Regions from separate parts of the Homo sapiens genome. Here region 2 is linked to region 1. The links are chromatin loops, found by intact Hi-C in ENCODE. Cell type or tissue: heart left ventricle. All regions are shown on one strand. Each heading gives the region's core, and the rest is flanking DNA. Links, peaks and the distances in the headings are about the cores only. Region 1 overlaps CTNNA1 (catenin alpha 1). Region 2 overlaps SIL1 (SIL1 nucleotide exchange factor).

Region 1 (15,358 bases), core at 3,350-11,349:
AGATAATTGCCAAGTAGAGTTACATAAAGCAAACTCTGGATAGTGTTTTTGAATTTTGAAGGTTTGTGCATAAAAACCCAGGCTATGAAATTTGATACCCACTTTTTTTTTAAAAGGCCATAGAAAATTCTATATTTGTTGATTTTTCTCTGTTGCCATATGTCTTTCTTTTTTTCCTTCGCTTATACTTCTTCTATTCTGGTTATTTAATGCTAGCTTAGGGTTCCTGTCATTTAGACCTTGGACCCAATATTTTACTGTAGCTAATTAGCAATAAATTAAGTAAAAATTATATGAAATCATTTTAAGGGGAAGAAGGACAACAACACAAATTAGTTGTCATCACTAGCGTTTTTTACCTGTTTAACACCTAAAAAAAAGATCTTGGTTCTTTCTCATTTGTTCGTTTGCCATACATCTTGTCTGTTCACTTACAGGCCTGTAAAAGTTAATGGGTGATGGTAAATCATGGTGGAATTCCTAGGGTGAAGATGAATGCCTTCCTCTGTTTATCTTGTCTCTACCATACTGTGAAATTAGTGATGCATATTGAATTTTTTTAAAGCCATTGCCCCCTGGGCATGATGGTTCAAGCCTGTAGTCCCAGCGTTTTGGGAGGCTGAGGTGGGTGGATTGCGTGAGCCCAAGAGTTTGAGACCATCTTGGGCAACATGGTGAAATCCCATCTCTACAAAAAATACAAAAGTTAACTGGGCATGGTGGCGCACGCCTGGTCTCAGCTACTCGGGAGGCTGAGGCGGAAGAATCGCTTAAGCCTGGGAGGTTGTGGCTACAGTGAACCATGGTCGCGCCACTGTGCTCCAGCCTGGGCGACAGAGCGAGAGTGTCTCAAAAAAAAAAGCCATGTTTTGATTATAGGCAGTCTACTTAAGAAAAATGAGATTAGAGGTTTTGTTAAATCAAATGGAAAAAGTGGTTTTTAAGTCACAGTGAAAATGTGGGACACATTTAAAAATCCATAGCTAAGATTGAACATTAGAAAATATTTTAAAAGATGGATATGTTGCAGAATGGCTCACAATGTTGCAGTCTTAAACAGGGGAACAAAAACTCATGGTAAGTGGATCAGTCATCTGCTATCATGGGTAGTGCTGGAAATGGTGTAAAAGTGTCTTATGTAGTTATGATGAGGAAATCACTTCAAAAACAGACTTTGGTGGGAAGGAGGATGTGATAAATCTGTTCCGATTGCTCCGTTTTAGAGCCTCCTAATCAGTCTATAAGATATCCCTTGAGTCTTGAGGTTGGTCACATTCTTGGGCCAATCACCCCTGGTCATGAGTAACCTTGAGGTTTCGAAACCTAGAGTGCCATACAAACAGTACTGTCTATTCATGCCATCAGTGTAAGAAAAGGTGGGAAGCACTCATTTATACTGAAGACATGGAGACTGCAGTAGCATTCTTAAATGAAAACTGGAACAATGTGTGATGTGAGGCTGAAATTTGAGTATTATGGTAGGGATCTTGAAAGAAATCTTGGCCGGGCACGGTGGCTCACGCCTGTAATCCCAGCACTTTGGGAGGCCAAGGCAGACGGATCACAAGGTCAGGAGATTGAGACCATCCTGGCTAACATGGTGAAACCCAGTCTCTACTAAAAATACAGAAAAATTACCTGTAATCCCAGCACTTTGGGAGGCTGAGGCGGGCAGATCACAAGGTCAGGAGATAGAGACCATCCTGGCTAACGTGGCGAAACCCTGTCTCTACTAAAAATACAAAAAAATTAGCCGGACATGGAGGCGGGCGCCTGTAGTCCCAGCTGCTCTGGAGGCTGATGCAGGAGAATGGTGTGAACCCAGGAGGCGGAGCTTTCAGTGAGCCAAGATCACGCCACTGCACTCCAGCCTGGGGAACAGAGGGAGACTCCATCTCAAAAAAAAAAAAACCCAAAAAATAAACAAACAAAAAACAGAAAAATTAGCCAGGCGTGGTGTGGGGGCCCCTGTAGTCCCAGCTACTCGGGAGGCTGAGGCAGGAGAATGGTGTGAATCCAGCAGGCGGAGCTTGCAGTGAGCCAAGATCGCACCACTGCACTCCAGCCTGGGCGACAGAGCGAGATTCTGTCTCAAAAACAAAAAAGCACAAAAGAAAGAAATCTTCTTGAGATTTAGAAATGTATTTTAGGAGATGGTCTCTGGGTATGTTTCTCCTAAAGGTAAAAATCTTTAGTTTCCTTTTATTGATTCACGTAACAGTGAACAGGCTTGGTCCTGTCAAAAAGCACTGGAGTGAGGATAAACGGTGAGGGCAGTGGAGCACACTTGAAGAAAGCTTAGAATGATAAAAGGGTCTGGAAGAAGCAGAAGCAACTGGGGATAGATTTTTGCTTATTTATGAAGCATTCAAAAACATTTAGAACCTCTAGTGAGTGTCAGAATATAACCAGCAATGTCTGCCTGTCAGTCAGTTCATTCTGAGTATGTGACACATGCAAAGCAGTGTGTTGGGCACAATGTAAGAGGAGGAATGAGGCTCTGATCCCTCCCTTCTGGAACAGACAAAGTTTCTATAGGGGGTTTAATGGGAGTGTCATCATAGGTACAGCCAAAATGCTGTGGAAATTGCAAGGAGGTTGAGGTTATTTCTATCTGGGAAATCCAGGAGGCTTTCTCTTCTAGAAGATTTATTTTGTAATCTTTTGGTTAACTTCTATCTTGATTTTAAAAAAATGGTTCATTTTATTTCTGTTGAAAAATATTAGACAAATTATGTTATGTGGAGAATTGAAATCACCTACATTAATTAATACTTGTTTACTACGTGGAACTTTGTATAAACATTGTTGTAAAGTCCAGAAAGGCTCACATAATATTCACTTTTTCTGTTTCTTGGATTCTCTCATGTTGTTATTAATATTTTTATGGACACACATTCGTAAAGTGTCTTCTTTCTTCGTTTTGTGTTGCTTATTACCAGGTTCCACTGGCTTTTTCTCTGAGGCAGTGATTCTTAACTTTGGATGCACATTACAGTCCTTGGGCAACTTTGATGTTTCAGGTGTACCCCAGACCAATTAAGTCAGAATCTCTGCGTCAAGATCCAAGCGTCAGTTATTTTAAAACACTTCCCAGTTGATTCCAGTGTGCAACTAAGGTGGAAAAACTGCTCTGGTAGTTTATTCTGTTTGTCCCTTTCTGTCCCCACTGCCATTACCTTACTTCAGTGTCTCCTCACTTTCTCCATTTTCCACTTTGTTCTGCCTGCCCAGGCCAGGCTGAGCTCCTGTCTTTAGTACTAGGGCATTGTTCATTATGTTCTGGAAATTCCCTTCCTACCTATGTAAACCTAATCTACTCTTTCTTCAGGCCCCACATTTGTTTTTCATCTCTTTGCTGAAGGCCATTTCAAACTACATCATCTTACATTATTTCTTTGGTGCTTGAAGTTTTGTGCCTTATTGTATACTCCCTTGAATTGTTGTTTAATTGCATTTCTTTTATCCATTTTATTCTGCAACTAGGTTTTTAAGCCTTTGGAACATGACAACTCCTTAAAAATATTCATTCATGGTCTAGTATAATGCTGCAAGAGGTGCTCAGTAAATGCTTGCTTAATGAACTCATGCTGGTTTGTAGGAATGAATAAAATGAATAATTTTGGATTTTCATGGTGCTAAGGAGGTAATAGTGTGGTGGAAAAAACCAAAGACCTTTACCCTTATGGGCCTTACATTCTACAGTGGATGAAGGAGGAGGCTGTGTGGTTTATTTCTACTTCCTATTAGATCTTTCACTATACAGATGACATTTGTTGAAAAAATTAAACCAAATACTCTGGAATAAGCAATTAAGTGAAAGTGATATCTTAGAGCAGAGTTAAATTTAATTCATCAGCTGAGGGCCAAATCCCCTTTTAAAGTTTCCAAGGGTCAGGAGGCTAGCAGCCTTAATGTTATTGCTTGCATAGTGGTTTGATGAAGAGTTGGTAGGTAGTCTTGGCTCTACAACTAACTTACTATACGGACTCTAAGGAAATATTGACATAAAAGTAATGCATTTGACCTCTACTTACTTAACATTAGGGAAATATCACAGACCCATGACAGTGGAGGTTTTGCGACCCTTCAGTGTATCCTTGTAGTTTCAGAGATGACTTCCAGGTTTCCTTGAAATGAAATGTGGTTATTGTGGTTAAGTTTAATTTGTTTTGGCTCTGTCAGCCTAAAGTTGCTTTGCCTGTGAGAGAGAAAAACAGCTTTGGATGGATGTTATAATCTTAAAAGGTTTAAAAGTGAATGGATTGAAATTAAAATGAAATGTAATTAAATTTGAAAAAGTTATTACCATTTTTTTTCATGATTGAAATTCAGACATGTGCATTAAATTACTAAAATACCACTACTATTAGCATTTAGGGATATATATTTTCAGGTTTTTTTCTTTTCTTCTTCTATGCAGAGCATAAAATAACAGTTTTAATTCTCTCAGTGTTTTCTGCCTATAAACATGAAATATCCGTAGAACTAGGTTTCAGACTATTAAGTTAATGGGTTAAAACAGTCTGCTGTCTGGTTAATGGGTTAAAATTTCTGTTTTTCAAATACATAGCTGACTTGGTTGCCCAGTTGTGTGTTTTAATGTTCTCTGAGTTATTTCAGTGCTACTGAGAAAGACTTCTGAAGGGCTCTATGCTTTATACAGCTGACTTCTTTATTTCATGCCTTTCATTCTGCTGAGGGATATGCTGACTGTTAATATGTTCCTTTCTCCGTTTTTTAAGGCATGTGTTTTTCCAATAGTAGAATTTATTGGAACTAAACTTGTCTCTGTTACCATACCCCCCTTCAACCCTGACTCCTCAATGAACAAATAAGCAAAACCTACCCTTTCCCCAAAACCTCCAAATCTGAATATACTTAATACAATGTCTGAAACATAAAGGACCCTCAGTCTTTGAAATGAACTCCATTTGGTTTTGACCAGAGCAGTCTTGCCCAGCAGGTCATGGTCGTGTTTGACTGACTGGCGTTAGGGCTTATAATTGGTAAGAACAAACACATGCCATGGGCTTAAGTAGTTCTAGCTCTCTGCTATTCAGTGTGGTAGCCACTCACCATATGTGGCTATTGAGCACTTGAAATGTGACAAGTCTAAATTGAAGTTTGCTGTAAGTACATCAGATTTCAGAGTTAGTATAGAAAAAAGAATGTGAATTATCTCACTGATATTATTTTAGATATATTGGGTTAAATAAAATCTATTAAACTTTATTTTTACCTGTTTCTTTTCACTTATGGCTACGAGAAAAATCATATTTACATTGGTTATATATGTATCTATAACTTGTATATATGTTATAAAAATTATATGGGTGGTTTATTTCTGGCTTGCATTGTATCTCTGTTGGATAGTTCTAACCAATAAGTAACCAACCAGCTAAGGTGAGTAGATGAGAGGTTAGGATCAACTTTGTTCAATGTCCAGAATGGCATGGTAGTCCATGCATAGTAGCTATTATAACTTGTATTCTTTTAATACTTAAAACTGTAGTTTTAGATAGAAGAAAATTGGTTCAATTTAGGACCTTGTAAGGATAATGTTTCTTAAGGATACATTTTATCTTTGTTCTTGCCTGAAAACGTTGGACATAGTAGTTGTAGGATCCCAAAAGAAGAATGCAGTAACTGGACATACTTTGGTTGGACTGGATGTATATTTGAGGAATATGACTATGTTAATACATCAAGTATAAAATTTTAATTCGATTTGGGTAAATTTGATGTGGATTGTATGAATGGTATGCAGCTAATGTTCATTTTCAAAGATCTTTTGAAAAGATATATTGTTATTATAGTGAAGTGAAGCACTCAATTTAGATGTTAATCCTTTCTCAGTTTTGCAAATGCCTTCCTGGAATCTCTTTAGCATAGCCAGAGCTTTTGAAGGACTCTGAAGAGCTTGTTACTGCATTATGTTGTGGCTACACTTTTCTTTTCTTCAGAATTAGAGTAGCTTAATTTTTTCCTGATTATAAAAGTTCTGTGTTCATTATATATTGTCCATAATCCCACCACTCATTTTTGTGTATAACATTCCAGACTTAATTCGGATCTGTGTATATGTACACTTATATCTGTTCTTTTCTTACCTTTTCTTTTTAAAAATGTTGTTAGTAATGATTGTCCATACTTTTACACTGCTTACCATATGCCAGCCATTGTGCTGAGAGACATTTTATCCCCATAATAACCCTATTGAGTTGATAATTGCTCAAAAATACATATACACACAGGTGCAGTTTGAGCTCAGATCTGTCTGACCTGAAAGTCTGAACTCTTAATACTTTTACCATTGTACATCGTCCCAAGTTAACAAATATGATTTTATAACATCTTAATGGTGGCAGAGTTTTCCATTAAAATTAAATACCCCCAGAACTAAAATAAATACTGGAATCTAAATTTCAGTATTAAATTTCTAAAATTGGATATCCTAGACTAAGTAAAATAGATCCAGGTCTGGGATAGCTGCTTGAAGTGAGTGGAATGTCACTTGCCTCTGTGTGAAGAGACTGCCAAACAGGCTTTTTGAGAGCAGTAAAGCTTTTTAATCACCTGGGTGCGGGCGGGCTGAGTCCAAAAAGAGAGTCAGCGAAGGGTGGCGGGATTATCATTAGTTCTTATAGGTTTGGGATAGGCAGTGGAGTTAGGAGCAATTTTTTGTGGGCAGGGGGTGGATCTTATGAAGTACATTGTCAAGGGTGGGGAGAATATTGCAGAGTACCTTCTTAAGGGCAGGGGAGGATATTACAAAGTACTTTCTCAAGGGTGGGGAGGGTGTATTGTCACAAAGTCAATTTATCAGTTAGGGTGGGGCAGGAACAAATCGCAGTGGTGGAATGTCATCAGTTAAGGCAGGAACTGGCTATTTTCGCTTCTTTTGTGGATCTTCAGTTGCTTCAGGCCATCTGGATGTATACATGCAGGTGACAGGGGATATGATGGCTTAGCTTGGGCTCAGAGGCCTGACATGGAGCAAAAGAGCTTTTAGAGTATTTTCCATGCTAGACTGGTGGTACTTGAGTGCTGTAGCTGTTTAAATGGGCTCTGTGGTTTGCAGGTACAGAGGCTGAGTTTTGTTATACAGTTATGGTATGATTTCCATCTTTCTTTGAACTCTTGAGTTTTCTGCAAGAGATGCTTACCTAAATTAGTAGTCCATAGTTCTGTAGAGGCATTTGAAGATTATTTTATTGAATTGTTAGTGTAAGCTTTTCTGTGAGCTGCCTAATAAACAGGATTTGGGAGAGTTTATATAAGTAGATGATGCATTGAATGCAAAATTTGAGCCTGTGTAGGACTTGCTTTTTTGACAGCGGCATTTATTTTTATTTTTTATTTAATAAATTTTATTTTTACTGTATATGTTTAAGGTATACAAGGTGATATTTAGATATACATAGTTAAATGATTACTACAGTGAAGCCATTTAACATATCTGTTATCTTAGAGTTACCTTGTGTGGGTGGTAAGAGGGCCTAAAATCTACTCTCTTAGCAAGTTTTCCAAATACAATACAGTGCTATTGACTATAGGCTTCATGCTGTAGATTAGAGCTCTAGATTTTTTATTTACTTATTTTTTGCTCTGTCACCCAGGCTGGAGTGCACTGGTACGATCACAGCTCACTGCAACCTCTGCGTCCCTGATTCAAGTGATTTTCATGCTCCAGCCTCCCAAACATAATAGCTGGGTTTAGAGGCTTGTGTTACTAAGCCTAGCTAATTTTTGTATTTTTAGTAGAGATGGGGTTCCGTGCTATTGGCCAGGCTGGTCTCGAACACCTGGCCTCAAGTGATCCACCTGCCTTGGCTTCCCAAAGTGTTGGGATTACAGGTGTGAGCCACCATGGCTGGCCAAGAGTTCTAGATTTATTCATCCTGCATAACTGCAACTTTGTATTCCTTGACATAAGTGTCCCCTACTCCCACCATATGGTAACCCACCTTTCTACTCTCTTGTTTTTATTTATTAGAGAACATGTAAAAATCATGCAATAGTTTTCTCTGTGTCTATTTCACTTAGTATAATGCCCTCCAAGTTCATCCATGTTGTAGAGCAGCATTTATTTAATTTGAAAACACTTTGTCAAAAATTAATTTGTGATTTTCTTACGGTTCAAGATAAGGAGTTTAAAAGATCTTCATAACTCTGAGAAAGACATCTTACCCCAGTTATATTTGTGTTGCTTTCAAAGAGGTTTGAAGTACTTCCCATTTATGAGCTATCCTGGCATTGCGCATTGCAGTATTTAGCAGGCAAGTTCTTAATCTCTAATACCAGAAAGATGCATGTTTATGTATTTGTTGAAGTGATGCTGGCCTGATGGAGCAGTAGTGGTTTTGAAATCAGAATGATGGAGCAGGCATGTAAGCCTGCCCAGTGTTAGGCAGCAGGTGGATAGGAGTTTAGCCTCCTCAGGATTGCTGTTAGACTGTCCTTTATATCACTTTGTGCTGTTTAGCCATCAAGCAGGGTTGAAAAGACTTCATATCTAAAGTAGTATTTCTGAATTAACAGGTAATAACCTCTAAATATATCAGATTATTAGTAATTATCTCTAGCTGGTGGGGCGATGGGCACTATAAATTTTCTTTGATATTTTTTCCCACATTTAAAAAAAGTTTTTTATGTTGTTAATGTCACAAAGTTTAAAAAACTTAGACCGTTAGATTTGCGTGTCTTAGATTTTTAGGTTTTGTTTATAATCATACACCGTGTTCATTTCCAAAGCACTATTAATATGGAAATTTGATGGTTTTTCACACATTAATATGTTGATTCGTCCTTTCGAGGTAATGATTCATTCAGGACTAGTTTGGCTAAAGTGGTTAGTTTGGTTTTATAAAAAATTATAGTATACATTTCTATCAAGTCTTGAAGTGAGACTCAATTATCTCTCTGTGATAGCATTTGCTTCATTCTTTTCTTGCAGTGTATATCAAAGCGATTTTTGACCTTGGAAGTATAAAATTGTGAAGGTAGAATTTGGAAGTGACGTTCGTTATCATGTGGTCTAGGGGTTGACAAATTATAGTTCTCAGGTCAAGTCTAGCCTGCCACTTATTTTTATAAATAAAGTTTTATTGGAACACAGCCATACTCATTTAGTTGTTTCTTCCTTCTCCTCCTCCTCCTTCTTTTCTTCTTCTTTCCTCCTGTTCCTCCTCCTCCCCCTCCTCTTGATCCTCCCCCTCCTGCTCCTTCCCCCTCCCCCTCCTCCCTCCCCTCCCTCTCCTCCCCCCCCTTTCCCCACTCCTCCGTCTTCTCTTCTCTTCTCCTCTCTCCTCTCTCTTCTCTCTCTCCTCTCTCCTCTCTCCTCTTTTTGGTTTTGTTTGTTTGTTTTGAGACAGGGTCTTATTCTGCCACCCAGGCTGGGACTGCAGTGGTGCAATCACAGCTCACTGCAGCCTTGACTTCCCAGGCTCAGGTGATTCTGCCATCTCAGCTTCCCCAGTAGCTGGGACTAGAGGTGTGCACCAGCATGCCTGACTAATTTTTTGTATTTTTTGTAGATATGGGGTCTTGCCATTTTGCCAAGGGTGGTCTCAAACTCCTGGACTGAAAGCAGTCTGCCTGCCCCAGCCTCCCAAAGTGCTGGGATTACAGGTGTGAGCCACCATGCCTGGCCAAGTAGTTTCTAAAGAGACCGCATGGCCCCAGAGCCTAAAGTATTTGCTATTTGGTCCTTTATAGAAACTTGCCAATTTTTAATCTGTTTCAATCAGCTCCCCAGTAGCTGGGACTGCAGGTGTGCACTGCCATGTCTGGCTAAGTTTTGTATTTTTAGTAGAGATAGGGTTTCACCATGTTGGCCAGGCTGGTCTCAAAGTCCTGATGTCAAATGCTATACCCACCTCAGCCTCCCAAAGTTCTGGGATTACAGGCGTGAGCCATGGCACCCAGCCCAACCAATTAATTTTTCTGAAGGTTTTAAATTATAAATTCAGTTTCTTCAGTAGATATAAAACTAAGTTATGTATTGTTTCTTGGGTAAATTTTGGAAGATTGTGGCTTTCAATGAATTAGTTCATTTTATCCACTTAGTTGATTTTGTACGCATGGAGATGTTTGTTGTAATCTCTTACTATCCTTCTACTGTTTAGCATCTGTAGCAGTATTCTCTGTTTCATAACTATTCTTGATAATTTGTTTTATTTTTTCTTTCTTTGTCAATCTGGCCAGAAGTTTATCAATTCTAGTGATCTTTTGAAAAATCCAGCTTTGGGTTTCATTAATTTTTTTTTCCTCTAATACTTCCAATTTCATCTGTTTCTGCTTTTTATTTATTTATTTTTCTGTCTGCTTATTTTGGGTTTATTTTATTCTATCTTTACTAGTTTCCTGAGGTGAGAACTTAGGTTATTGACTTGAGACCTTTCTTCTTTGTGTAAAGATATAGTGGTATAGATTTCCCTAATCTAAGCCCTGCTTTGTCTGCATCCGATAAATTCTGATACGTTGTATTTTCATTTTAAAATTATTTTTATTTTTTTGTTGTTGTTTGTTTGTTTGTTTTTAAGAGATCGGGTCTCATCGTGTTACCCAGGCTGGTCTTGAACTCTTGAGTTCAAATGATCCTCCCACCTCGGCCTCCCAAAGTGCTGGGATTACAGGCGTGAGCTACCGTGCCCGGCCTATATTTTCATTTTTGTTCAGTTCAAGATATTTTAAAATTTTCCTCGAGTCTTCTTCTTTGATCACTGGCTTATTTAGAAGTATGTTGTGTAATTTCCAAGTATTTGGAGATTTTCTTGCTATGTTTCTGTTACTGATTTCTAGTTTAATTCTAATTCCATATGGTCAGAGAACATAAACTTTGCATGATTTCAATTTTTTTTAAATTTGTTAATTGAGCCTTGTTTTATGACCCAGTGCTACCTTTGTAATGTTCTGTTTGCACTTGACAAATAATATGTATTCTGCTTTTTATTTTTTTTTTCTTTTTTGAGACGAAGTCTTGCTCTGTTGCTCAGGCTGGAAGTATAGAGGCATGATCTCGGCTCAAGTGATTTCTCCTGCCTCAGCCTCCCGAGTAGCTGGGATTACAGGCACCCGCCATCACGCCTGGCTAATTTCTGTATTTTTAGTAGAGGTGGGGTTTTCCCATGTTGGCCAGGCTGGTCTCTAACTCCTGACCTCAGGTGATCCACCCGCCTTGGCCTCCCAAAGTGCTGGGATTACAGGCATGAGCCACCGTGCCTGGCCTGTATTCTGTTATTGTTGGGTGGAGTGAAAGTGTCACTTAGATCTAGTTGGTTGATGGCATTGTTCTATAGCTTGCTGTTTTTTTAGTTGGGGGAAAGATCTAATTATTCTAAGAATTACTGAGATAAGAGTGTTGCAGTCTCCAACTTTAATTGTAGATTCGACCATTCTTTATTTCAATTCTTGGATTGCCACTCCATGTGTTCTGCTCAGGATCTTTAGTTACATTCAGTGGGACAGACAGGGTGGAGTATATTTATTACATTTAGCCAGAACCAAAACTCAACCAGTGTTTTCAAAACTGAGTCTGAAACTAGTGAAGTGTTAGGCCATGGTTACACCCATGTTTGAACAGTTAGGACTAGAACTAAGGCTTCTGATTTTTTAGTCCAGAGATACTCCTGGTGGTGCTCTTCACATGTGATGCCATGGATGATGAGCAGTAAGCTGATACTTCCATAGAATAGAACTTGTTAAAGCTTGATCAAGTAATGTAATCTCCCCAGGGCAGCTTTCTTGGCTGGAATTGGGGTCATTAATAGCTGCCCCTCTAACTGACCTTGTTAAAATGCACAGAGAATCTCTCAAGTAAGACCAAGTAAAACCGTGAAGATGGGGATATAATGGGTGGTGTTATTAAAAAATATCAAGATGCCTTGGAACAAAAGAACAGAAAATAAAGTGTAGCAAAGAATAGGGTGAACAGGGATCTGGATAGGTGGGGACCAAGGGACATGCCTTCTGTGACAGGTGCTTTATAGCTTTCTGTGTCTGCTCCATTGCTTGCTCTCTGCCTCTAGCAAAGAGCCAAAGTGGCAGTCTCCATTTCCAGTCTGCATGATTTTGTAGTTCAGGCATCTAATCATAGCTGACAGGTCTCTCCCTCTCCTCTCGTGTGTTTGTGTGTGCAATGCCATGTTTGGTGTGAACGTAAAACTATAAAATGTATGTGCAAATGTGCAAATTGGTGTTTTTAGGGAAAAATATAATATAGTTTCTCCTTCAGTTATTCTTTTTGGCCCAAGGAGTAGGCTTTACTTTTTGGCAAAGTTGTCATGTGTTGATAATAAAAAATCGATTTATTAAAAATATTGTGATTGTTTAAATGTAGCCAATTAATAGTTGTGGGAGGCCACCTATTTAGTTTAGAATGCCCATATGTGACAAACATGTAAAACTAAAAGCTTATCAATCATAACTTTCTACCCTAATAGTTTTTATCCATTCATTTTACATTTTTTTAAAATTAGGTGTCTTAGAGGATTTAAGGTAGTAAATAAAAACTCATTGTGACTAGGGCAGTTAAGGATTAAACAAATTGGGTTTGTGTGTTCGGTTTGTCTGCCCTCAAACTAGCCATAATGTTTATTTATTTATTTTTTGTCTTTAACCCTCTCCTCCCCTCATTAAATATAGTTACATAAAAGGATGCCATTCTGCTTTTCATGATGGGTAGTTCAGGTTCTGTCATGAGCATTGAGTTTCCAAACTGTCCTTGTCGGAGACAGGAGATTTCCTCCTTTCTGACTTCAGACCTGCTGTGTTGAAAGTTGCCTCTTTGGTTGATATATTTCTCAGTCATAATGCCAACTTAGAAGGGCACAAGTCTGTGGAATATGTTTTTATTCTTAGATGGGATTATTTTATTCATTTTCAGTTGAATCTTTGTTCATATCTGATGACTGCTAATGAAGTCCTTGCCAGCAACTCAATGGCTTGCTTATTTTATTTTATTATGTTGTATGTATATATGTATGTATGTATTTATTTATTTTTTGAGATGGAGTTTCCCTCTGTCACCTGGGCTGGAGTGCAATGGTGTGATCTCGGCTGACTGCAACTTCTGCCTCCTGGATTCAAGTGATTCTCCTGCCTCAGCCTCCTGAGTAGCTGGGATTACAGGCGCCCGCTACCACGCCCGGCTAATTTTTGTATTTTTAGTAGAGATGGGGTTTCACCATGTTGACCAGGCTGGTCTTGAACTCCTGACCTCAGGTGATCAACCTGCCTTGGCCTCCCAAAATGCTGGTATTACAGACATGAGCCACTGCACCAGGCCTGTTTTGAAGAGGAATATTGGATATATAGAACCAAAGACTGTTGGGCACCAATTCCATTTGGTCATTCTCTCAAAACTGCCATTAGGGCTTTTTGTAATGTCATAATTTGGAAACATAAGGAAGATATTTCCTTTGAGTTACTTTATGCTGAAATAACATCTGGTCAGTAAATATCCTACAAGTATTACTTTCAGATGTTTTGAAATGATTGGCCTCCTGCTCTGGTTTTAACCCCAGTTGAAGACACTTTAATGTTTGCAGTTTATAATAATCTACCAAGTTGAATACAGTGTGACATCGTATTTCAAGGCTTCCTTAAGGGCTAACCGTCCTTTAAATTTAACACTGGAACATATTAGCCTGAATTACTTCTCCTTGCTTTGAGAGAGAATTACTGGTTTTATAGATTCAAACATGAAAGTCATCTTCTAGGAGTGAAAAGATTAATGTTTTGGCTTGCCCTTGCTCTTGTGTCTGTAAGAATATTGCTTACTATTTCCTGGTATAAAATGACCTGAGATATTTTATTAGAAAAATTATACCGGCCGGGGCAACATGGCAAAACTCTATCTCTATAAAAATATTAAGAATTAGCCGAGCATGGTGGCACACACCTGTAGTTCCAGCTACTCGGGAGGCTGAGGTAAGAGGAGAGCCTGAGCCCGGGAAGTTGAGGCTGCAGTGAGCCATGATGGCACCACTGCACTCCAGCCTGGGAAACAGAATGAGACTTCATTTTTCACACAAAGACCAGTAATACTGAACTGTAATCTTTTAAGCTCATACTAATAAACACACTTGTTGCCAGGAGCAGAGCATATTGTTTATGTTACTTTGAAGATTCTGTATTTTTGCTGAAAAATAGCCGAAGCCACTGTATATAGGAAAATTGTTTGTTTTCTAAAATTGGCCATTAATATATACTATTTAGTGATTTCTGTTGTGATAAAGGATCCTCTCACCTCCCTCACCTTTTCAAAACTGGTTTTTCTTATGCCGTTAAAGTTTTTCAGTTAAGGAAACAGACTCAAGGCTCTAACCCATTTATGCCAGAGGTTGCAAATTTTTTGTTGTGGAAAATCAGACCTTGATGATGACCTTGAGCAGTAGGATATAAATAGCTCCCAGAAGCTTAGCGTTGCAGTAATGGAACACCAGGCCTAAATGGGTTAAGAAATTTGTTTGAGTTTTCTTTTTCAAAGCAATATTAAATGTTGTAGCGTTCAGATAAAAATCCAATTTTAAAATTAAAATTTCTAATCATGGCAGTTAAAAAACACCTGACACCATTGGCCACCTCTTACTTGCTTTCTACAGGGCTTTCATATTGGCCAACTGTAGAGGTTAAAAATCAAACTACTCTTTTCAACTAGGTTTTTCTATCCAATGCTCCATTAACCATTTTCTTAAAACCACTCTGAACCTGGAATTACACTAATTTGGGGGTTATGTTAATAAACAGCAATAATTGTATATTTTGGATTTAAGGTATTGATCAAGTGTGAATTATCCTTAACCCTCAAGATTTGAACAGATATGAAAGTTGGTTTAGGAGGAATGGTTACATACAAGATAATTCCTTACAGAGTGAGATGTATGATTTGTTTAAAAACATTCCAGCAGAAAAACCAATGGAAAGGTGATAAATGAAACAAGAAAGCAGAAAGTTGATGATTTTTAAAGTTTGGTAATGGTTAAGTGAGGGAGTTCATTTAGTATTCTCAATCCTTTTGGTGGTTATGTTAGAAAAAACTCATAATAATTTTTTTTTTTAAAGGACATGTCATCACCATGATGGTTAGTTGAGTAGGTGTTAGCATGTTAGATGTCTGAGAGCACAGTCCTTGCCATATGTACACCCTTCGGAGGGCATTTGCATGCTTTGCAACCCCTGGAAGGCCTTGTTTTATCCCACTCAGTCCTCTTCTCACTCTCCATTTTATAGGCTGGCTGGTGCCTATGCTGATTCTTAAGCCAATTAGATTCTCTTGGGGATTTGTATGGGTAAATAATGGGAAAATGATGCAATTAGTAATGGAAACTGAAAAAGGAAATGATGCCATTAT
Region 2 (15,358 bases), core at 3,951-11,950, 230 kb after region 1:
TGAGACGAGGGGATCACCTGAGCCCAGGAGTTAGAGACCAGCCTGAGCAACACAATGAGATCCCATCTCTAGAAAATAATTTAAAATTAGCTGAGTGTGGTGGCTCACACCTGTAATTCCAGCACTTTGGGAGGCCAAGGCAAGTGGATCACTTGAGGCCATGGGTTGGGCAACACAGTGAGACCCCGTCTGTACAAAAAAATTAAAATAAAAAAATTAGCCAGGCACAATGGCATGCTCCTATAGTCCTAGCCACTTGAAGTCTGAGGTGGGAAGATTGCCTGAGCTCAGGAGTTCAAGGCAGCAATGGGCTATGATCATGCCACTGCACTCTAGCCTGGGCAACAGAGTGAGAACTTGTCTCTAAATTAAAAAAATAATAATTATTTGTTAAGTGAAAATGTTTAAAAGAAAGAGGGAATTCCTAGCTGATCTAGAGTTATATGGAAAGGCCAAGAAGGATTTTTACTAGGGCAGGTTGAGTTATAATAGTAATTAGTCATGTTAATAGTTATTTTTAGTAATAATGGTACTAATACTAGTAATATAATAAAAATAGTATTTAAAATTTTCAAACTTTTGACCAAAGTTAGAAATGGAAAAGAAAAAAGCATGTAAGTGTATAAGCTTCAGAAGTAATAGGTTATAGTGTGCTAAGCTCGCCAAAGAAGAGACTAGGTTCTTATGTGAATCTAGTTATTTTGATGAAAATTCCAAAATTACTCCCTTCACATAAGCCACCACAGGGGGCAAGAGCAACCACAACAGCATTAACTCAAAATACAGGTTGTGTTCATTTAAAATATACTAAACACGTCATGGCAGCAGCAGTGGCAAAAGCAACAGGAAATGCAGTATTTCAAATACTTCTCCACTGGGGAAATGTCCAAGTTAGAAAGATAGTATAATCTGACCTGTATCCTTCGAGAGCCCCTGTGACAGATGAAAATGTACCAGAACACAGGGGAAGGGCAAATCAGAGCAAAGAGAAAACAAGATACATACAGGTAACAAGTTAGGGGGATGGAGAGCAAGGGTACAGGCAGAAAATAATGTCTGGATCCAGGAAGGCAAACAGGCCTGCAAAGCCTACAGTGTCTGTTTTCCCACCTCCAGCTCCTTCAGAGCTGATCCCAAGGCTGACTATCCTAGCCTAGAAAACCCATCCATATTAAGCAGAAGCCCTGTCCATATTGAGTAAGGCCACCTCATGCTTGAATTTTGACTCCCACTGACACTGTCACTGACTTCAGTCACAGGCCAGGACCCAGATAACAACTCTTGTTTTCTGGGTTGGGGGATAATCTATGGTAGACTGCAACATCGTCACCAATTTTTTTCCTCCCTGCTTGTCACACTCTCTGCCATGTGACTTTACAGTTCCTCCTACTGCAGAGTGTGCCTTCTCACACCTTGACTTTGGATTTTGCTTATCACATGCATTGGCCAGTGGGATGCTAGCAAATGGGCCGCAAACAGATGTTTGAAATGTGCTTGCATGGTTGTATCATGTTCTGCTATTGTCATGAAAAGAACATCACTGACTCTCCCTCTCCCTCTCCCTCTCCCTCTCCCCCTCTCCCCCTCTCCCCCTCTCCCTCTCCCCACGGTCTCCCTCTCCCTCTCCCCACGGTCTCCCTCTCCCTCTCTTTCCACGGTCTCCCTCTGATGCCTAGCCGAAGCTGGACTGTACTGCTGCCATCTCGGCTCACTGCAACCTCCCTGCCTGATTCTCCTGCCTCAGCCTGCCGAGTGCCTGCGATTGCAGGCACGCGCCGCCACGCCTGACTGGTTTTCGTATTTTTTTGGTGGAGACGGGGTTTCACTGTGTTGGCCGGGCCAGTCTCCAGCTCCTAACCGCGAGTGATCCGCCAGCCTCGACCTCCCGAAGTGCCGGGATTGCAGACAGAGTCTCCTTCACTCAGTGCTCAATGGTGCCCAGGCTGGAGTGCAGTGGCGTGATCTCGGCTCGCTACAACCTCCACCTCCCAGCCGCCTGCCTTGGCCTCCCAAAGTGCCGAGATTGCAGCCTCTGCCCGGCCGCCACCCCGTCTGGGAAGTGAGGAGCGTCTCTGCTTGGCCACCCATCGTCTGGGATGTGAGGAGCCCCTCTGCCTGGCTGCCCAGTCTGGAAAGTGAGGAGCGTCTCTGCCCGGCCGCCATCCCATCTAGGAAGTGAGGAGCGCCTCTTCCCGGCCGCCATCCCATCTAGGAAGTGAGGAGCGTCTCTGCCCGGCCGCCCATCGTCTGAGATGTGGGGAGCGCCTCTGCCCTGCCGCCCCGTCTGGGAGGTGAGGAGCATCTCTGCCCGGCCAACCCGTCTGAGAAGTGAGGAGACCCTCTGCCCCACAACCACCCCGACTGAGAAGTGAGGAGCCCCTCCGCCCGGCAGCCACCCCGTCTGGGAAGTGAGGAGCGTCTCCGCCCGGCAGCCACCCCGTCCGGGAGGGAGGTGGGGGTCAGCCCCCCGCCAGGCCAGCCGCCCCGTCCGGGAGGGAGGTGGGGGGGTCAGCCCCCCGACCGGCCAGCCGCCCCGTCCGGGAGGGAGGTGGGGGGGTCAGCCCCCCGCCCGGCCAGCCGCCCCATCAAGGAGGGAGGTGGGGGGGTCAGCCCCCCGCCTGGCCAGCCGCCCCGTCCGGGAGGGAGGTGGGGGCGTCAGCCCCCCGCCCGGCCAGCCGCCCCGCCCGGGAGGTGAGGGGCGCCTCTGCCTGCCCGCCCCTACTGGGAAGTGAGGAGCCCCTCTGCCCGGCCACCACCCCGTCTGGGAGGTGTACCCAACAGCTCATTGAGAACGGGCCATGATGACAATGGCGGTTTTGTGGAATAGAAAGGGGGGAAAGGTGGGGAAAAGATTGAGAAATCGGATGGTTGCCGTGTCTGTGTAGAAAGAAGTAGACATGGGAGACTTTTCATTTTGTTCTGTACTAAGAAAAATTCTTCTGCCTTGGGATCCTGTTGATGGGTGACCTTACCCCCAACCCTGTGCTCTCTGAAACATGTGCTGTGTCCACTCAGGGTTAAATGGATTAAGGGCGCTGCAAGATGTGCTTTGTTAAACAGATGCTTGAAGGCAGCATGCTCGTTAAGAGTCATCACCACTCCCTAATCTCAAGTACCCAGGGACACAAACACTGCGGAAGGCCGCAGAGTCCTCTGCCTAGGAAAACCAGAGACCTTTGTTCACTTGTTTATCTGCTGACCTTCCCTCCACTATTGTCCTATGACCCAGCCAAATCCCCCTCTGCGAGAAACACCCAAGAATGATCAATAAAAAAAAAAAAAAGAAAAGAAAAGAACATCACTGCTAGCCTTCTGGTCCAAGAAGGATGAGACACCCACGGAGAAGAAACAAGTCAGGGCTTCATGTGCACATGGTTTATTAAGGGGTGCTCTCCAGTTGACAGGAAATGAGGAGGCAGGGAGGACTTTGTACCCCCACCTGCCCCCTCCTGGCAGTCAGAGGCCGCAGGCTACCAGAGCAGGTGGAGGCAGAAGCTCTGGGCAAAGAAGCTTTGGCTCCTCAGAGGGGTCCAGGAACAGGTGGCAAGAGTGAGTCTTGAACCCCCACAGAGGCTGGGGAAGAAACACCCCCTATAGGAAAAGGAGATCCCAGGAAGTATGGGCAGGGAACCAAAAGCATCTGCTTTAATGGCTGTCTTAGAGTGTGTCCTAGTCCATTAGGAATCCTATAACAGAGTAACTTAGACTGGGTAATTTATAAACAATACAAATTTATTGCTCACAATTCTGGAGACTGGGAAGTCCAAGATCACACCAGCAGTTTCAGTGTCTGGTGAGAGCCTGTTCCTCACAGAAGGTGCCTTCTAAGTGTTTTCACATGGTGGAAGGGGCCAGGAGGCACCCTCAAGCCTCTTCACTAATCCTATTCATGAGGCGTGGAACTCTCATGACCTCATCACCTCCTAAAGGCCCCACCTTCTAATACTATCATACTGGGTATCAGGGGACAACCCAAATGTCCATCATGTGATAAATGAATTAATAAAAGTAGTATATCCATATAATATTATTCACCATTAAAAGGAGCAATAAATACTGCTACATCCTACAACATTGATGAACCTTGAAAACATTGTGCTAAGTGAAAGCCAGATACAAAAAAGCATGTATCATATGATTACTTTTACATGAAATGTACAGAATAGGCAAATCCATAGAAACCGTAGATTAATGGCTGTCAGGGGCTGTGGGAAGGAAGGAATGAGGATTGACCACTCGTGGTCTGGAGTTAGACAGTGGCAGTAATTGCACAACACTGTGGGTAAACTAAAAAAAAAAACACCAAATTACCAAGAAAAAAATCATGGGGGAAATACTTTCAGATTATACAAATCCATCCCTTGACTCTAAAAACCATTGCATGCCATTAGAGGAATCCATCTGCAACATTTACCACTGTGGTAATCATCTAATGGGAATTTGCTACTTCCCTCCTTCTTTACACATTTATTAATTGGGATTTATTTCACTCCAAGAAAAAATTGTCACTCCTCTAATTATTTGTATGAGTATGAACTCATGGATATTTTATTCTATGGGTCCAACACTATTATTATTTATTTTGTTACTCAAATTGTTTCAGCCTTAGCAATCAGAAGTGCCTTCAGGTTGGCTCTTACATTCCTTTGAAAAACCCTTCCTCCCCACCATCATTTTCTTTTTAAAAGTATTTCCTTACTTTCTGGTTCCATAAGATGTTCCAGGTTCATCTTGTATTTTCATTTCCCCAGCCCTGGAATCAGCCACTTCTAACGAGCCCTAGTTTTTTTTCTTTTTCTTTCTTTTTTCTTTTTTCAATTGGAGAACAGTGTTTAGAAGCCAAGATCTGGATGCTAGGTGTGTTCATTAATACTAGGGTGTTGGTATTTCTAAGCCCTCTCAGTAGGCGGAGCTAGAAATGTGTATGTGTGTGTGTGTGTGTAACAAAATACCTTAGACTGGGTAATTTATAAACAATACAAATTATATATACACACACAAATGTTAATTATATATATGTATATGTACACACACACATAGACATACATACATTTGTATATATATATGTGGTGATAAGGTTTGGCTGTGTCTCCACTTAAATCTCATCTTGAATTGTAGCTCCCTTAATTCCCACATGTCATGGGAGCCACCTGGTAGGAGGTAATTAAATCATGGGGGTGGGTCTTTCCTGTGCTGTTCCTGTGATGGTGAATAAGCCTCAGGAGATCTGATGGTTTTATAAAGGGCAGTTCCCCTGCACACGCTCTCTTTCCTGCTGCCATGTAAAGACATGACTTTGCTACTCATTCACCTTCCACCATGATTGTAAGGCCCCACCGGCCATGTGGAACTGTGAGTCCATTAAACCTCTTTCCTTTATAAATTACCCAGTCTCAGGTATGTCTTTATTAGCAGCATGGAAACTAATATATACAGCTTAGAATATTATATTACATATATTCTAAACCACATATACATATATGATTTAGAATAACATTCAGGCCCTCCATGTAATCATCAATCATTAATGTTTAAGGGACACTGAGTTCACTTTCTCTAATAATCTGTGCCAAAAGTAACAAAAGAGGACATCAACAGATGTACAATATATATACATACAGACATCTATATACATGCACACACCTATATTTCTTGCTATATTATTGTTGTGTGTATATATCCACACATCTATATTTCTATATCTATTTATCTGTATATATTTTTAAAACTACAAGTTTATACTGATAGTTCAGATTCCAATCTAATACACGGGCTCATTTGTCTTCTCACTTTACTTATTTATAACTTCTTTCTCTAACACTGAGAAACCTGCTCTTATTATCTACAATATATTTTTGTTCTAGTATACAAATAAACTAGTTTCAAAACTGTTAACCCATATCCCTGTGAGAAATACATTTACCAAACTAGATTACAGCATGTATGTACAGTTCTGTTTTTAGCTTTACAGTACCTGGTCAAAATATTGCTTCACAAAGTCACTTGGGTTAGTTCTTCCCTGTCCAATTCATTAAGGTTATGTTATTAATTAGTAATACTTGGTTCATTTGTTAGTATTTGTATTCCATTTTATGGCTCCTGCCCCTCCATATCCTGATTGGCTTAACTGTTTATTTGGTGAGCCTATGAAGAGTATGTGAACTATTACTGTGGTTCTAAGAGTCGGAGCTATAAAAAAGAACAGTGTTCTGTTCTCTTACATACTTTTTTTTTGTATAGTTACTGTTTTTTTAAGCCACCAGGATTTGAGGTGTTTATTGTGGCATTCATTCCAATGGTCCCGAAACAAGAAATTAAAAGTGCCCAATATAAATAACAGTTTTTTCTGAAATTATATAGTTGCTTTTTTGTGTTAAAATGTCCTTTTAAAAGATGAGATAATGATAGTAGATAGTGTGTTGTTTCCATGTTAAGGCCCTTAACTCAGCAAAATAAAAAGTTGGCCTTAGTCCTCCAATTTTTTTTTTTTTTTTAAGTTTTTCTGGTCCATAAAACACCATAGCCTAGAAACCACCTCTCCATTCTACCAATCTTCCCTAGGACATTTGAGAATTATTCCCATTGTACACTTTAAATAGGTGAATTGGATAGTATATAAATTATATCTCGATAAAGTGGTTGTAGAAATATATTCCTCCACCATCTCTTTTTAAATCCTTGAACAGCAATTAGTCTATCAGACACAGTTCAATGTGACAGTAAATATTTCTAGGGGCCAGGAAAGAGAACTAAGGCTCAGGGCCTAGACACAGACCCAGGAATGAAGTTCTTGGAACGTTAGGAAGGGGAAAATTAGCCTAGGAAGCCTGAGGCCATGAAGCACCAGGACAAGAGGAACCCTGGCAGAAGGACAGGTAAGAAATAGTGATCAGGAGGTAGGAGCCATGTCAAATGCCCACAGGAGGCAGGAGGCAAGAGAGTGAGGAGGTTCATCTGTAAGAAAACATGAATGGTGAGGGCTGTGAAAAATGCCCCTTCTAAAAGTATTCCACCTTAAATACAGAAAAGGCAAACAAAACATATGGCCAGTTTGTAACTGCTGAAATGATAGTTTTACCTATTAACAAATTATACCTGGCTCTGTCTTTGCCCCAACTCATCCCAGTGTCCAGTGCTTAGAAACTTGTCCCTCCTGGACTCCCAGTGACAGGGCCTGCTCAGGTGGTGCCCACAGTGAGGTTGCTGTGGAGCCTGGCTGCCCTGCTTCAACGAAGACAGGCCAACTGGAATGAATGCATGGTGCTCTTGGGTCTGCCTTGGCATTAAGAGCTTTGGTAGTTATGGGACTTCAGGAGGGGTGAAAAGGACAGGATGTCCTCCATAGGCTCCTGCCTGGAAACTTCCTGCTCCAGGGACTTCCAGTCATACGTGGACACAATGGCAGAAAGCCAGAGGCTGCCCCGGCTGGCCATGCCGCAAGCCCTGGGACTCTGCTCCTCACTTGGCTATCTTTGTTGGCTGGGTGACTCTAGCCAAATTCCTTTATGTTTCTGAATCTTCATGCCCTTATGTGTCAACTGAAAAGAATTTATCGTGTCTGTTTTCCCTAATGTGCTACATTGTTGTGAAGAACAAATGAAAAAAGAACTGTGTCAGTGCTCAGAAGAAATAAAAAGTACACCAGAAAAAGCAGTCCCAAAAACAACCCAAAAAGGTAAATGTCAACCCGGATGAAGCAAAGACAGCTTATTTGTCAAGTCCTACAGGTAGGTGTTAAGAGTAAAAACTCCCGGTTATGCTGAGTTTCTGAAGGGCAGGAACCAATTATTGGTGCCCACAGCTCAAGCTCAGCTCAAGGCACACAGTAGGCCTCCATAAAGGTCAGCTTGAATGCCAGCTCCCTCTTCCCCAGACCAAAAGGAATACAAAAATATAGAACAGGAAGCAATGCCACTCACCTCGCTGGGGCCTCCAAGCTCCTAATAGGGCTGGTCAGAGCTGAGGCTTTACAGGCCCAGTTGCCATGACTACTAAAGCCCTCTCCTCCTGCTTCTTTATTCAAAACCCCCGAACAAGTCTTGGCAAGATCCCTGCCTTACACAAATGAGCATCTATCCTGTCTCCAGGACTTGAACGGAACCAGTAACAAATAACGTGCACAAACCTCTCTAGGGTGCTGAACCCTGAAACAACACTTAATGTTATTGTGTTTTTAAGGGAACCAAAAATGGAGACCTTTTTTTTAAACAGCAAAATACATAATGAGCCATTCTGGATCATAGTCATATTTATGTATTTTTTAGAAGGACTAAACAATGACAAACTGAGAAAAATAGGAATATTCTCCAAATGTATTTTTACTCTGAATCACAGAGAATCTAGAATCTGGGCCGGGTCTTAGAAGAGTTACCCAGCATGGCTTCCAGGCAAGGGTAGAAATCCCCAAGCTGCATGAAAGCCGCTCAGAAAAAAAGACGCCAGTTTCCCCCAGGGAACAGCTACCCTGACAGCTCCCACCATACCCTTGCACCACTACCCCACTACCCTCCAAAATCTCATCCACAGCACCCTAACCCATGTCTCCTTTCCAGTCCTCAAGGAGGACAAACTACAGCTGGTGACCAACCATTCTACACAGAATTCACAAGAGTAACGCTTTCCACAGACAAGGACTATCAATGCTACTTAGATTTCCTGTGTTCTAGTGAGAGAGGTACCTTGAACCATCATCAGCACAAGGCTCAAAGTAACCACATTTAGGACATGGTGAGCCTCTTTCCATAAGTGGCTAGTCCACAAGCATCTCCTGAGGACTGGGCAAGAGTCTGCTCTTTTCCAGGCATTCCTTCTGCCACAGCTTACCATGTGCCCACAAAGGGCCACTGCTGTGTTGGGCACTGGGAAGTATACTGGGAAGTGAACAAGACCAATGCCTGCCATTGAGAAGTATGACATAAATGGGGAGAGAAGTAGCAACACTTAGATTTCCAAGTCCAGAGAACAGCTTTCAAGCAAGCAATGAGGAACTCCATATGAAGCACCTGGAGCTCAGCATATAAAACAGGCAGACAAGAAGCAGGGAGGCCACTTGGCAGGCTGTTATCATTGTCCTAATCAGACATAATAAACCCTGACCCAGAGGAATGGGTAGGAAATGAAGATTGAGACAGCAGTAAAGGATGATAGTATTTTGACCAGAAAAACTAGGAATCTTGTTGTGGCCCTGCCAGCCCTCCTACTGAGAAAAGCATCAGACCTTTAAGCATGTGCAGTTACTCACTCCTTCCACCAGCCTAGGGGGCCTACCACAGCCCCCAAATTTAATAAATCCAGGGATGGAATAAAGAAAACTGGGGCTAAAGGGGGCCACTTTCATGTGGAGACCCATCCTGGGCATCTCACACCTGTTTCCTAGCTAGTTGATGCCTCCACTCCCCTTTGATCTCTACCCTCAATGTCTCCCATGTTCCTCCAAGAAACCAAAGGTCAGGCAGTTGGGAGTATACCACAGCATGGCTATAGCTCTTCCGGCTCTCTAATCCCACTTGGAAATTACTGAGTCAAAAATACATTTTTTTAAATTCTCACTATAATTGAAGTTAACCCTGAGATACTGATAATGAGCTTTACTTCATAATAAGGAGGGAAACAAATTGGAAGTGAAGGAGTTAAATGTGTCTGTTTCCCAGAGGCCTTAGCACCACTACTGCTCATTTTCTGGAGAAGACTCTTGAGGATTCCAGAGTGCCTGCATTTCCCACCCAGGTACAATTTCATTAGCAGCTCATTAGCAGGAGTGGTGCAACCATTTCTGACTCTTGTTTTTCATAATATTTATTGGTTAATTGACACTCTGAATACAGGTTGACTGAGACCCAAATGAAAGTGCTAAAACCACTCATTAGTCAAATTTAAAACAGAGATTGTATTCTAAACATACCCTTTGTTCTCATTTATTTTCCTCAAACAGAAGTCATGATTGAATAAAAGGGTTAAAAAAGCAAAGTGCCAAGATATTGTACTTCAATTTTTAATCCTTTTTTCCCCGTACCCTATCAGTCCCCAGGAATCCTGTCATCATAATTGGCTCTTATTGTTCTCGTTTACAGCACCTGTTACCTCCACAGACAAATATGGTTCTATGAATTATTTCAGACCAGTATCAGCTACTACTGACTTCTACAATTTCCCTAGTGGCCCTGCCACAAAAGCCCCTCAGTTTGGATACTCCCAGCAATGAAAAGGGGAAAAAAATCCATAGGGATGCCTGCAGCAAAATTCTTAGGGTAGAATTTCTCTCTAGACCAGCTCTAAAGGATGGGACTCCACATCATTCTATTTATTGTTGTGGGGTGGTGTGTGCAGGGATCAGGGAGGTGAAAATGACAATCAGAGTGGGAGAAGAGGCAGATGGAGCAACAGGTACAGTGCAGAGACGGCAGTCATATAAACAACTGGTCCTAAGTCCTTGTCCACCTCCCATTGGGGGAGCCCACCCTCCTTAAATATAGGCAACTTTAACAAAACGAGGTTATTCACCTGAGCCTCCTTTCACCTGTCAAAGTGTAATGACAATCCAAATTTTCTGCCTTTTAGTTTAAAGTTTTGGATCGTTGGTATTGAGAGACCTACTAAGTAGTGTTGTGCTTTGCTTTCTTCACTTGTATTGCTGGTTTCACTAGAAGGAATTGCAGCCTTTAGCACTCGGATGACCTAGGCAATTGTTCAGCTGGTGGCAGAGGGCACAGACTCAGGAAGATCTGGTTCCAGGTCCAGTTCCACCACTTAATAGCTCTGAGACCTTGAGCAAATAACACCTATGACTCATCTGCAGAATGGGCATCAGAGTACCCACTTCACAGGGCTCACAGGGTTCACTGCCAGGAATAAGAGATCATGCATAGGAGATGCTCAGAGCTGACACCAGAGAGTTCTCAATAATGTTCTCTGCCTGGCTCTTGCCTCTCTGTGACTTGTTCAGTTTTCCCAGCTATGAGAAAAAGACCAGGGCCATGCCATGATAGATGCTCAAACTGAGTGTTAATCGGCTCTCAATACATACTTGATTGAGTTCTGCAGAGGAAAGAAGAGTACATGATTTTTTAGAATATTCATGTCAGGCTGTCTTGTTAAGGCTGCAAAAAATTCAGTAACAATGAGGGCTGCGGGGCATCCAAACTGAGAGGGCAGCAAATGAGCTGTTTAAACTTAGCCTGTACCACATCGAAAACACCCACTACAGCTTTCCTTGGCTCAGCCAACCTGCAGGCCACCAAACCCACTTAAGATGGGTCAGTCTCTGTCTCACTCCCCAAGACATCAGAATAGAAATCAAAGAGGCCATATCCAGCAGCAAAACTGAAGCAAATGTGGGGAGGATTTAAAGGAGCACAACTGCCAGCTGGCAACAAGGAAGAAGGGCTTCAGGTTTCCTGATAAACTTAGCTCAGTCACAAACTTAAGCCAGTTTTGCAACAATGCACCAAAGAGCTTATAAAAGCAGCTACCCTGCTCTGGGTTTCTGCTCCTCAGAGGGCTGTGCTGACAGGTGCCCACCCAAGCATGGGCAAGGAGGCCTGGATGTTCTAGGCCAATGCACACAAGGTTGGTGCTCCAGCAAAGCTGCTGCTGTGCACACTTCCAACAAGCAGCCTGCCTCACACCTCCACCCCACCTTCACAACAGCTGATGCTGCCCCCAACTGCACCCCCATACACCCAATCCTGGGCAACTAATGGGAACTCTGTGCTGTCACTTGATGAGAAACACTCTACCCACTATACACTCCTGAGTCTTCTCCAAGTACCCAGGCAGAAGTATATGGAACCTCTGGCCTTGGTGCTCCCTCCTATTCATAGGCAGATTCAGGCCCTACTGACTACTTGTGGTCTGGATCACTTTTGACAGAAGTCGTCTCCCAACAAGTCATCTCTCTGATATCCTCTTTCAAACTTCCATTTCAGATTTATAAAAGAGAAGGCAAATCCCTCATAACTTCAGGACCTCAGCATTCTGAGCTAGAAAGAACTTCAGGAGATCATGAGACCCAGCCCCCACTGAAAAGATAAATGTTCCCTCCTTGTGCCACTGCAGTTAAGTACAGCATCCCCCAGGACAGGCTTGTTGGCACTCTCCTTCTTACAAGCCTTCAGTGGCTCCCTGCTGCCCTCCGAAGTACCAATAATACTATCTCATGGTGTTCAAGGCCTGCCTAACCTAATGAAATCCTTGCTGATATTCTCTGCCTTATCGCCCCTCATCCACAGCTACCCCACGCTCTGGCTAAACTCCCCCTATGCTTTTCTTAGTCCTTAATGCCATCTCTTTCCTTGCTTTTTGCCTGTCAAATTTCAATGCTTTTTTTTTTTGAGATGGAGTCTTGCTCTGCCACCCAGGCTGGAGTACAGTGGTGCAGTCACAGCTCACTGCAGCCTTGACCTCCCAAGCTCAAGTGACAGTCCATTTTTTAATAGGCTAGCTTGAGCAACAACTCCATGCAGTTTTATACATTATCTTTCCATCCTTTCAATCTCTAGTGCCTTGCTTATTCTTTTCTAATGACACTTCCTCTATTCATTTTCTCTTAGTCATTTGGCTTCTTGTTAATCATTAAACAGACATTTACTGACCATCTACTATGTGCCAGGTTTTAGGAAAATTAAAAGTGAGACATGGCCTCTCTACTCTTTTTACTTTACTTTTATTTATTATTTTTTTGAGACAGGGTCTCACTCTGTTGCCCACGCTGGGGTGCAGTGGTATGATCACGGCTCACTGCAGCCTTGACCTCCCAGGCTCGAGTGATCATCCCACCTCAGCCTCCCTGGTACCTGGGACTACAAGCATGCACACCACACCCAGATAATTTTTGTATTTTTGTACAGACAGGGTTTCGCCATGTTGCCTCTCTACTCTTGAAGAGATCACTGGTCTAGTGAGGGAAACAAATCCATAAAAATTATAATACTTGCCAAGTTTTCCCCAATAGATTGTATTATTCTTGAAGTCAGAACATCTTTATATTCCCTGCATTGCTGAACAGAGTGCTTGGTACATAGCGAATGTCCATTGTGTATATGTTCTAAAACAAAGATGAGTGAGCATTATGGAAAGAAAAACAATTTCCTCTTTCTGAAATGTGGGGCAGAAGGATGTTGCAAAGATAGCCTTTAACTTGGGATAAGGGGAAAATAAACTTCTTATTTTTAAATGTATTTTAATTCCACAGCATCACTCCTCAACCCACAAGGAAAATAAGAGAAAGATACAAAGACTGAGAATTGCAAAGACAGAAACAAGCAAGCATCAAAATAGAATGGGATAGAAGTGTTGTTTAGTTCTTAACTACTACTAAACCACACACATCAGACTTTATCATGGGCTTCAGAGTATTATCACCTCTGATAACAGGATTTGATGAACTATTGGTCATAGCTCTACAACTGCTCTTTATCCTTAAACATTCAAGTATTTCCTAGTTCATCAAGCAGAAGTGGTTGGTGGTTAGGAAAACAAGAATAAGAACAATATTACTAGAGACCAGCTGGTGAAGCCTCTGAGATTATATGTGAAAGTTTTAAGTACACATTTACATTTTTCTAAAAAGGTCCATAGGTCTCATGAGTTTCTTAGAGAAAACTGTAAATCACTCTCAAAACACATACATAAACACTCATACCTTGAAGAGCCTCTGGGCCAATAATGGCAAGGCCTTGCAGCAACCGGCATCCTAATAACTGTAGGTAAGGATAAATTAGTGCAAGGCTTTTGGGCATCTGGCAACATCTATCAAAACTGTAACTGTTCATTCCATTTGACCCAGCAGATGCTATGTCTAGGAATTTATCTAATAGAAATGTTCACAGAAGTGCACAATGATATATGGATAGAGTGTTCACTATAGCATTCTAATAATTGTAAACAATGAGAAGCAATACAAATGTCCATCAGTAGGGGATTTGTTACACAATACAGCATATCCCTTCAATGGAATATATTAGTCTTCAACAAAAAAGAGGGAGCTTTGTACTGACATAAACAAGATCACTAAAACTAAGCAAAAATAAGTTGCATATATATGATTTCATCTTTCTTTTTAAAGAACATATGTTAATGTGGCAAAAGCAACGTCGTCTAATCTACCAAATCCTCACATAAAAACAGACTGACTAGAGAGCAAAACTAAACCCATGAGCAACATTTCTATCAAAACCAAGTGCAAAGGTATTGGGAAGCAACAAGTTGGCTGAGAGACCTAAGAACAAGAAAACACCTAAGTAGCTGATAGGCATTCACTAAAAATTATAGTGGGCCAATGGGTAACAGCAAGTGAACCTATGTCTAACAGTGGACAAGGACAAGAAGTCTGGGGTAGGACTTCAAGGGGCCACAGCTGTCTAGTCCCCTGAACTCTCAAAATTAACCAGTGCTCCCTACCAGGACAGGGCCCCACACTGAGAAAATACGGCTAGAAGTGAAATCAAAACTGAGTAGACTTGGACGACAGAAATAAAGGAAACAGAGTCCAGATAAAACTGGAGGAGTAAAACAGAGCCAGGAAACCTCATAAAGCAAGCTGCCATGTTTTTGAACACTACCTGAAAACAAGAGAAGAGAAAACTTTCTCAAGCTTGACTCAGAATGAAAAGGAAAAAAAAAAAAAAAAAAAGAAGAGAAAGCACTATGGATTTAGAAAAGGTAATTAAAGCCATGCTTTTTTCTAAAAGTTCAAGAAACCTAATTTCACATAAAAATGAGCAATAGAAAGTATTATGGTACAATCCTATACAATAAAATTATAATAAAAAGAAGAAGAAAGAAAAGAATAACATCCCTACATACAATGAAAGTAAGCCAGAAAGACATGGCCACAAACATATAAAAACTGTAACTTCCTGTTTCAAAATGCACTAAAGACATTTGTTAAATGGTACAAGATACTCAATAACAAAAATCAGAAATGAGGTGCTAGAGGCTGTGTATGGTGACTCACACCTGTAATCCCAGCACTTTGAGAAGCTGAGGCAGCAGGATCACTTGAGGCCAGGAGTTTGAGACCAGCCTGGGCAACCAGGATTTCAGGATCAGCCCAGGTAACACAGCAAGACCTCATCTTTACTAAAAATAAAAAAGTCAGTCAGGAATGGTGGCATGCACCTGCAGTCCCAGCTACTTGGGAGGCTGAGGTGGGAGGATCACTTGAGCCCAGGAGCTCAAGATTGCAGTGAGCTATGATAGCACCACTGCACTCCAGCCTGGGTAACAGAGCGAGATTCTGCCTCTAAAAAAAAATTAAATAAAAAGAAATGAGGTGCTAGAACTCAATGAAGAATCAGAAATAAAAGAACAAATAATCACAACAGAAAATGCCTTAAGATAAATAGAACATGAAAAGGAG

The links. A loop is a pair of places that touch in the nucleus more often than their neighbours do. Peaks named below come from ENCODE experiments on the same cell type or tissue, not always from the same donor. Only the 100,000 strongest peaks of a DNase experiment are listed, where the experiment ranks them.
Region 2: a loop joins it to region 1, with 2.0 times the contacts of the local background. A loop is called at or near these places in 1 of 110 quality-filtered maps.

The regions. Positions count from the first base shown.
Region 1 is chr5:138,828,269-138,843,626 of GRCh38, forward strand. The region is part of intron 7 of CTNNA1 (catenin alpha 1); the gene reads left to right. Among named protein-coding and RNA genes, the nearest start is that of LRRTM2, 39 kb to the right of the region's middle. RefSeq lists an enhancer at 231-731. In heart left ventricle, for the core only: no CTCF peak of the experiment used is centred there; no DNase peak of the experiment used is centred there.
Region 2 is chr5:139,054,046-139,069,403 of GRCh38, forward strand. The region is part of intron 3 of SIL1 (SIL1 nucleotide exchange factor); the gene reads right to left. Among named protein-coding and RNA genes, the nearest start is that of SIL1, 140 kb to the right of the region's middle. In heart left ventricle, for the core only: no CTCF peak of the experiment used is centred there; a DNase peak (open chromatin) is centred at 7,416.